Regions from separate parts of the Homo sapiens genome. Here all the other regions are linked to region 3. The links are chromatin contacts, found by Hi-C or POLR2A ChIA-PET in ENCODE. All regions are on one chromosome and are shown on one strand. The core of a region is the stretch at or near the end of the contact, and the rest is flanking DNA. Distances in the headings are between cores, read along the strand shown.

The links. Hi-C counts contacts between places; a loop is a spot of excess contacts on that map. ChIA-PET counts read pairs that join two places held with the same protein, here RNA polymerase II (POLR2A). Pooled maps may share reads with other maps.
Region 1: a loop to region 3 is called in a map of endothelial cell of hepatic sinusoid, with 6 times the contacts of the local background. The contact joins the enhancer-like site here to the promoter of MAP3K13 in region 3. A Hi-C loop is called at or near these places in 3 of 168 maps with a recorded cell type or tissue (Calu3, dorsolateral prefrontal cortex and endothelial cell of hepatic sinusoid) and 2 of 50 pooled maps. POLR2A ChIA-PET finds 5 or more read pairs at or near these places in 4 of 52 experiments (GM12878, MCF 10A, activated T-cell and 1 more).
Region 2: a map with no recorded cell type shows a loop between it and region 3 (4-fold over the local background). The contact joins the enhancer-like site here to the promoter of MAP3K13 in region 3. A Hi-C loop is called at or near these places in 2 of 168 maps with a recorded cell type or tissue (Calu3 and dorsolateral prefrontal cortex), 6 of 37 single-sample maps with no recorded cell type and 7 of 50 pooled maps. POLR2A ChIA-PET finds 5 or more read pairs at or near these places in 3 of 52 experiments (GM12878, MCF 10A and PC-9).

Annotation. Positions count from the first base shown.
Region 1 is chr3:185,401,542-185,404,241 of GRCh38, reverse strand. The region is part of intron 1 of MAP3K13 (mitogen-activated protein kinase kinase kinase 13); the gene reads right to left. Among named protein-coding and RNA genes, the nearest start is that of MAP3K13, 40 kb to the right of the region's middle. Within about 2 kb of position 1,446, at least 2 of the 41 ENCODE cell types and tissues checked have a DNase peak (open chromatin) inside an H3K27ac peak, as active enhancers do.
Region 2 is chr3:185,419,529-185,422,228 of GRCh38, reverse strand. All of the region lies in intron 1 of MAP3K13 (mitogen-activated protein kinase kinase kinase 13), which reads right to left. Among named protein-coding and RNA genes, the nearest start is that of MAP3K13, 58 kb to the right of the region's middle. Within about 2 kb of position 1,293, at least 4 of the 41 ENCODE cell types and tissues checked have a DNase peak (open chromatin) inside an H3K27ac peak, as active enhancers do.
Region 3 is chr3:185,361,757-185,364,456 of GRCh38, reverse strand. MAP3K13 (mitogen-activated protein kinase kinase kinase 13) reads right to left here and starts at 1,321. Exons shown (of 14, transcript NM_004721.5): 1 at 1,089-1,321. RefSeq lists enhancers at 630-689, 780-869 and a silencer at 1,340-1,489.

The sequences.
Region 1 (2,700 bases), core at 197-2,696, 40 kb before region 3:
TCCCCTCTTTATAAAGTCTTCACTAATCACAGGTAAGGTAATAAGTTCTTATCTATTTCCAGTATTTAATCTTACACTCACGCACTATCCAGGCTACTGTTTATGCAGAGTGTAAGTATGGCTGCTACTGCTGCAGATAATGTTAATGGCAGTGGTAGTGGCAGGTATCACTTGCTGAGTGCCTAGGCACTGTGCTGGGCATTTTACAGTCCTAAAAATTGATCATTAAATGATCCCATTGTTATCTGATGTCCTTGTTCTTTATATTTTAGTCCTATTCTTCAGCACCTTCTCCAAAGTAAAAGGAAAGGAAGGAGGGGGAAAAAAGCAAACCTTAGGTCAGATAATTTTGCTACTTGTTAATAGAGTTGATAACAAAACTGTGACTTTTTAAAGAAAGATATAAATAATTACCTGATTACAGCTTCTATATTATCTATGCATTTCATTTATTCTCCTGACCTGTGATGGATAAACCAGCCATTAGGTTTATCTGTATATATAAGTTGGCCATTTTCGGTAATAAAACCATAGAGGAAAGATATCATGTCTTCTTGTTTTTGTTTTCCAGCTTTACTGAGGTATAACTGACAAATAAAAATTATATTTACAGTAAAAAATAAATTGACAAAAATTGTACAGTGTGATGTTTTGAGATATATGTACATTGTGATGATTACCACAATCAAGTTAATTAGCATATCCATCACCTCACCATATCTTTTTGAATTACATTAGTACAACATACACATAGTCCTAATTGTGAATGGAAAAAAACTAAAACAGAGCATTTACTATAGCCATAAATTCTATTCAACCAATTAATAAGTATGTACATTATGTTGTGCCTTATGCTTCATGCTATATTTAAAAAGTTCAAGTTTTCATAAATGTTAGTGTATTATCACCTCTGAAGAAATTCAGAAAAGACCACTCTGTGGCCCTGAATCAATCAAGGAGATGTATGTTGGTTCAGAGTGGGGTTAATTTGTTTAGACTTCAGCAATTTCCGAACAGCAGCAGATCTAAAGTCAGATACTCTCAACTGATCTGAATTAAACTCTTTTGATTAGATTACGCCTATCTACTTTAGCTAGATAGAAATTATTTCAGTCTACTAACAATTTCCAAAGCACTCTATGTATAGCTGAGGTTTGGCACGGTTTTTCTTATCTCCATTTTGCCTTTTATTTTTTGATTTGGGAAGACTATATACCAGTATCTTCTAAATATGAGAAATAGGGAGGTTTTGCCTTTTGCATGCGTCAGATATATCTAGTACCTCAGGACGTTTTGTCTCCTGGGCCACAGCTTAACAGTATTAGCAAAAGCAGTTCAGCCAGGGGGGAATTGAACAGCAGCTGAGTCAGTCTAATAATTTACACTGGGGAAAGCCCTTGGAATTCAGAGGCACATTGCCCAGCTGGAGAGACAAATCTAATCTCTGCTAATGATGTTCCTCCCTCTCTTTCCTATCAGGGCTGGGTTTTTTACACATGCGCACATAATTATATATGCACACTCAGAGTCCAATGAAGCCAAACAACACAGCGCCCAGGATTAAATTACACAGTAAGATTTCCAGGCATCATCTGGCCTCTACGTCCTAATAAATGCTGTCCATGGTTCACACCGTGGAGATGTTAGAGATCTTAAGAATTCAACAGCACAGACAATAAATACTAAAATTCAAAGGCGAGAACATTATGATTTTATAATGAGACTGGATATAATAAGCTTGACTTCTTAAACAGACTTAAATTTTAAAAGTACACACTAGAAGAAAGGACACAGACTCCAGACAAAGATGTACATGGTAATAGGTAAAGAGGTGAAGAAACAACACAAAGAAAATGTTTTAAAAAACCACCCAAAGCAAAAACCAGTAGATAAAAATAATTTGTAGAAAAAAAACCCTGACAATAAATAAATAAATAAATTGTGATACTACTACCATGAATAATAATTTGTATGTGCTAAGGCCCGAGAGGCTTTTCTTTCATTGATATACCCAGAATGAGGATAAAGTAGCCTCAACAATAGCTTCCCAGCAAATACAGTGGCGTCTTTCCTAGGACCGTTTTTAAGAGCACCTGTCCACCCAAGGTGAGATTCCCCAAATGCCAGAAAAGCAACACTTATAGTAGGGAGAGTCCAAGTAAATAATTCTTGAAAATCTGATTTAATCCAGAAGGGGATGGATTGCATCTCCTTCGGGAACTCTTCCTTGAGCATCATTTATCACACTCAAGCTTTCAAGAATATTGAGTAACTAAAAATTATAGGTTATATTTTCTGGTAGGACCCTGGGATGCAAATAATCCGGGTTTCCAGGTAAGAGGTCGCTCCATAAGCTTTAATAATCTACCAAAAAGAAAGAGCTGACACTCTCCTATGAAAATCCAGGAATCTCACCAGAAATCGTGCCTCAAAACCTCATTTCCACATGGAAGTATGCCAAGAAAAATAAGCCTGACCATGTGGTTGTTTATATTTTATTACAATGCATAATGTTCTTCATATACTGATGAAACTTTACTTACTAAAATGTTTTAATAAGTACGTGTATTTTTATATAAAGCCCTTTGCAAATGACATCAATTATTTTAAAAAGAGGGAAGCAATTTAATAGTTAATGCCTCTGCCGCTTTACTGAAGTAAATAGGGAGTGGTGGGGTAGGGAGTCACCATCTGGGGCTA
Region 2 (2,700 bases), core at 44-2,543, 58 kb before region 3:
TAGCCGTGGTATCATGGCCACTGATGACAAAAACAATAGCAAGTCCCAGTGCTATTCTAGATGCACTAAAACTATTCCCAAGGAAACACTAGTGCCTACCTAGCGGGGTGACCCTGCGCCTATCCACAGGCCAGCAGGAGGCTACCCACTGACTGCTCTCAGAGTAGGCAGAGGTGAGGTAAACCTCAAGGGTGTATAAAGATGTGTAGTCAAATAGGCTTCCCTCATGCTCACCAAGAATATCTAGTCCAACGGGTCCCAACAAAGGCAGAGAAATAGAGAGGTACAAGAACAAAGGGAAAGAAAAATCATCACCATGGCTATATTCAAATATGATCAGAGCTGACTCTACATTTAAGAAGAGTGTAGGAAGCTAAAAATACCTAAGTTTTACCTGTGTTTGTATGCACACCCACACGCTGCCACTGCACAGTGAAGAGACTGTTAGGTGGAAACTGCGGGAACACAGGTGGTTCCACTATCTCTGGCTGTCTTCTGCCCTCTCAGTTCCTCTCTCCCTGTGCAAATCTGGCTCAGGTACCCTCATGGGAACTGATTGTTTGGTCCTTTCAATTCATAAGAAATCAAAACTAGTATAAATTAGAAGGAGACAGAAAGGAAGTGGGGCAAGATTTTTGAATGTTGAGAGTCAAAGGGAAAAAGACAAGGAACATTGGAGGGATAAAGGGCAAGTTTGGAATGGCACCCTTATCAAAAGAAAGTACTATGGGAGCCAGGTGCGGTGGCTCATGCCTGTAATCCCAGCACTTTGGGAGGCTGAGGCAGGCAGATCACCTGAGGTCAGGAGTTCGAGATCAGCCTGCTCAACATGGTGAAACCCCATCTCTACTAAACTACAAAAAATTAGCTGGGCATGGTGGCAGGCGCCTGTAATTCCAGCTACTCGGGAGGCTGAGGCAGGAGAATTGCTTGAACCCAGGCAGGAGGTGGAGAATGCAGTGAACCGAGATGCTGCCACTGCACTTCAGCCTGGGCAATAGAGGGAGACTCCGCCTCGAAAACAAAACAAAAACAAACAAACAAAACAAAACAAAACAAAAAAAGAAAAGAAAAGAAAAGAAAAAAGAAAAAGAAAGTACTCCGGGAAGGTCTGTAGGTGAGGTGATGCTACTGCCGCCCTTACAACAGGTCCCGATCCGCAAAGGGTGCAGGAAGTGCTCCCGTATCTGCCCTTGAGGAACACTTTCCCTACCTTCTGAGTTTCTTGGCCCCAAGAGGAGGAAGTGGTTTGTGCAAAATTAGTAGGCAAGAGTTGGAGACAGCAGCAGCTGTGCATTTGGCAGGGCACTGCCAATTTCTGGAAATTACCTTGGTTTTGTGCCAAGATCCCAGGATGCAATGTAGAGAGAAAGAGGAATGGAGGAGGTAATGTGGCCAAATGGCCCTTAAATTCTTGGATTTCTATCATAGAATACAATTTTTCCCATGTTACTAATTGAGGATTTTTATAATGATCAGATTTTAAATTTTATATCATAAATATGAATAAATCAAAGATTTTGGACAATTTAGCCCCACAAAGTTTTTGATGTGACTAAAATTGAATAAAAAATTAAAGTAAGCATTATTGCTACAAGATTTATTGATTGACACTGAGCTCTTTCTAAGCTATCTTCTCTTTACTTGGCGTCTTCTTGCCTATCTTTAAAAATGAATACAACACTGCCATCTTAGTCTTCTGGTCATTTCTCTAAAATTCATATAGCAGTTGAGAACATAAAATAATTTCTGCTTCTAGGAGCATCAATCCCATTTTAAAACTTAGATTACTTTACTTGTGCATAGTAATAACATAAAATGATCTTTCCAGGATAGAGGTCTGTCACCCAGATCTTAATTTGAACTTTGAAAACATTAGCTAGCTTCTTCGAATGGAGTTGTGTGATTAGAAGTATGTGACTTCAAATCAGGTAAAAAGAATGGCCTACAATCGTGCCTTTATCCCTACTTACTCTCTTAACTGTGGACCATCTCCTGAAACGCCTATTTGAAGGAACAATAAAAACTCAAATCGACAAAATCCACTGACCTACCTCTTTTCATCTTCTTTATAATATTTCATGAAACAATTATGCATTCAAAAATATTGATTCCATGTTTACCATGTACCTATATTTTCGGTTAAGATTATGAATGTTTAATAATCTTGAAGTATGCTGGAGACATCAAAAAAATAAAAATTACAAAGAAGCAAATTCTCCATGGTGACAAATTACCTTTTGAATACCAGTACCTATAAATGCAACTGTGATTACAGTTAAAATAAGTTTATTGTAGGCTTTAAAATGAATAAAGATACTTCATTTTCAGAGTAGTAGTCTATAAATTTATCAAGAAATAGAAACTTGTGAGGCTTCAAAAATGCCTTAAGTCAAAGGTGAAACATCTTGACCAAAGGAATGATTTATCCATAAATCATATCATAAATGCTATCTCCATAAATCTTTAATAAATAATATATGGTATTTTAAGTATTAATATTCAACATTTTCTGACCTAAATCCAGCTGCCATATGAATGATAAAATCAGTAACTTTAAATGTTTTAAAAATAAGATACAGACATATATGTACCTTTAAATATATAAATATTAATAGGCATAAAAATTTAAAATGTGTATAATTAAGTAAGCATTTTAAGAAATTATGTTTAAAAGGTCAACAGTGGTTATTACTGTTG
Region 3 (2,700 bases), core at 72-2,571:
CTTTCTCAGGAGAAAGAACAACTGGGTACATGCTGCAGACTGGCATATAAATCGCTCAAAGTGAAGCAGTTGGGAAATGCTGTCAGATTATTCGGGTTGAGGAGCTGCCCCAGGGGCAGAACATGTCACAATGTCACATCCCTCTTCTTTACTCTCACAACTTTCACCAGAATAAACAGACCCTTGGAAAACAAATTCAATCACAAATAGTAACTTTTTGTTAAAACTACAGTAGCAAACTACCAAACCAACTTTATACATGGAACATATCAGAACTTTTCCATGTTTCCCCAACACAGTGGAATAAACTATTTTCAGCTAATAAGTTCATCTTAGGAAAACACTCATGTGCATTTCTATGCAATATAATTGTGGAACATTGTAACCACTTCTTAGTTTTCATTAGAGGATATTGAAAAACCCAAGTTTAAGGATAATTCCCCCTTTCCCTCGAATGCAGCTTTTTAAGTTTTTGACACTATAAAGTGTAGAGAGTGACATAAAGAAGAGCTATGAATATATATAAATACACCACTATGGCTCCCGTCATAAGAGCTTTTGAAAAATGGTTGAACAAGTATTCATCTTCACCAAATTGCAATCGCAAGATACTGACTGTTACACAATATGAAACAAAGGCAAGGTGAAGGGTGAGGAACGGCAGAAAGGACGGTCGCAAGGAAGACAAGTGCCCCACAGGATAGAACCTGCTCTGTCTTGCGGGCCCCGCTTTTCTCAGCACCTTTCTGGTGTTCTGGGCTTTTCTGCTAATACCATCCACATCATCTCTCAGAGAAATGAATCTCCCTTTAAGGAAAGCCAAGCAGGCATCCGAGGTAACGTGCAGAACCGTAAATGAAAAATGTCCACGTCTAGCAGGCAGACAAGCAAAGGAAAACCAGCTGTCAGTTTCAGAGGCTCCTAGCTGTAACGGGGTTTCGGGTTTCTCTCCGCCTCTGTCTCTCTGTCTCTCTCACGGTGTCGCCCTCAATAATATCAGCTTTCTAATCACCTCAAATCACACATTCTCTGTCTGTCCTTGTGAAATAAATACTGAAGAAACAGGAAAAACAGAGTGCAATACTCACAACAACGAAGAATTCCTACACATGCTGTTCCATTTTCTTGCTTTGAAAAGATGTAAGGTGAATTTTAAAAGCCTTGCAGAATTGGAAAAATAAAGGGGAGGGGGATTCCACCCACACAATCCTCCAGCCCACCGCAAAGGAGCCCAAAGGCTTGCTGACGTCACAGATTCATGAATGGATGTAAATTGGGCTGGTTTAGGATTCCGCACAGACTTCGCTGTGGTGTGTGTCATGAAAAAAAAAAGAGGGGCGGGTCCAGAGTAGGCCCAGCCAATAGGCTTCAGGCAGACATGGCCTTCCTTCTTTTAGAAGGAATCTGGTCACAGAATAAACAGAGCCCGCCAATCAGGCATCTGCCACTGCCTTAAGACAGACTGGCAGCTTGAGTGTGTGTGTGTGTGTGTGTGTGTGCGTGTGTGTGTGTGTGTGTGTGTGTGTTTCAAGCTGTGATAGTCATAAAAACATTATTATTGTTATTGAATGAAGGAATCAAAATAGAATTTCTGTGGAATCAAGGATAACAAAAATGCATATAGAAGAAATCCCATCTTTTATTCATTAGAACTCTTTTCTTCAACCCTTTTCTTACTGTTCAGCAATATGCCTGATGCGATCAAAACAAATCAAAGTCAGGAAAACCATTTCTAAAACTAGCAGACTAGTGGACATGTATGCCCTGCTCACCACGACTTGTAAAAGCAAAATTGTCGGGACTTGTAAAAGCAAAATTGTCGGGAAGAACGCATGGGAACAATAATCTAGTAACTAAGAAAACAGACATATGGAAAATAATATTACACGAATGTAGCTGTTTTGCACAGCAGTAACATCTTGCTGACCTTCATGATGTATCAAAAGTGGATATGGAAGAAAAATTTACTGCTACTTTTAAGTAGGGTACAGTGTTTCCTCATTGGTTTATTCAACTTCTGGCAGTCGATTAAGACACAGCTCCAAAAGGGCACTTAATGAAACTTTGAACAAATTTTGGTTTCAGTAAGATGTTTTATTATTAACAGCAAAAACAGCTGTATTAAATTCACTCAAGAGGCATCTCTTTCTTCTTTATTTTTACACTTTTCAGTTATACAAAATTGGAGATGAATATATTTATTGTCCCTACTCCCCATCACTACACTTCACAATGACTAATACTTGACAAATACTGATCATGATTTTTCTGAACTTGGGAAATGGCCTCAATCCTTGAAACTAGAACGATCGTGGTTAATATAAAGCCTCAGTTATGAGGTGTCCAGTGACCAAGAACATTCTGAACAGAGATCTGCTCTATTTCTCAATCAGATTATTTATACAACTGTGAGAGAAGGAAAGTGGTGGCCTGTTTCTAAGTGGTTCTGGAGGGTCTAAACCTGACCACTAGTAAGTATTGCACACTTCTTAGCTCATTTGGAAAAGGAAAACTTTTCAGGATAATTTTACACACAGCAAAGATATTCAGTGTACTGTCTATATTGAAGCAATAGAATATCGTTGGCAAACAACATAGTTAACAAACTTCTCTAAAGGAGCTTATTGTGGAATATCACTACAAAAAAGATAGACCAAAGAAGTTTACACATGTAACATGGGAGTGCTCAAGGCAAATACG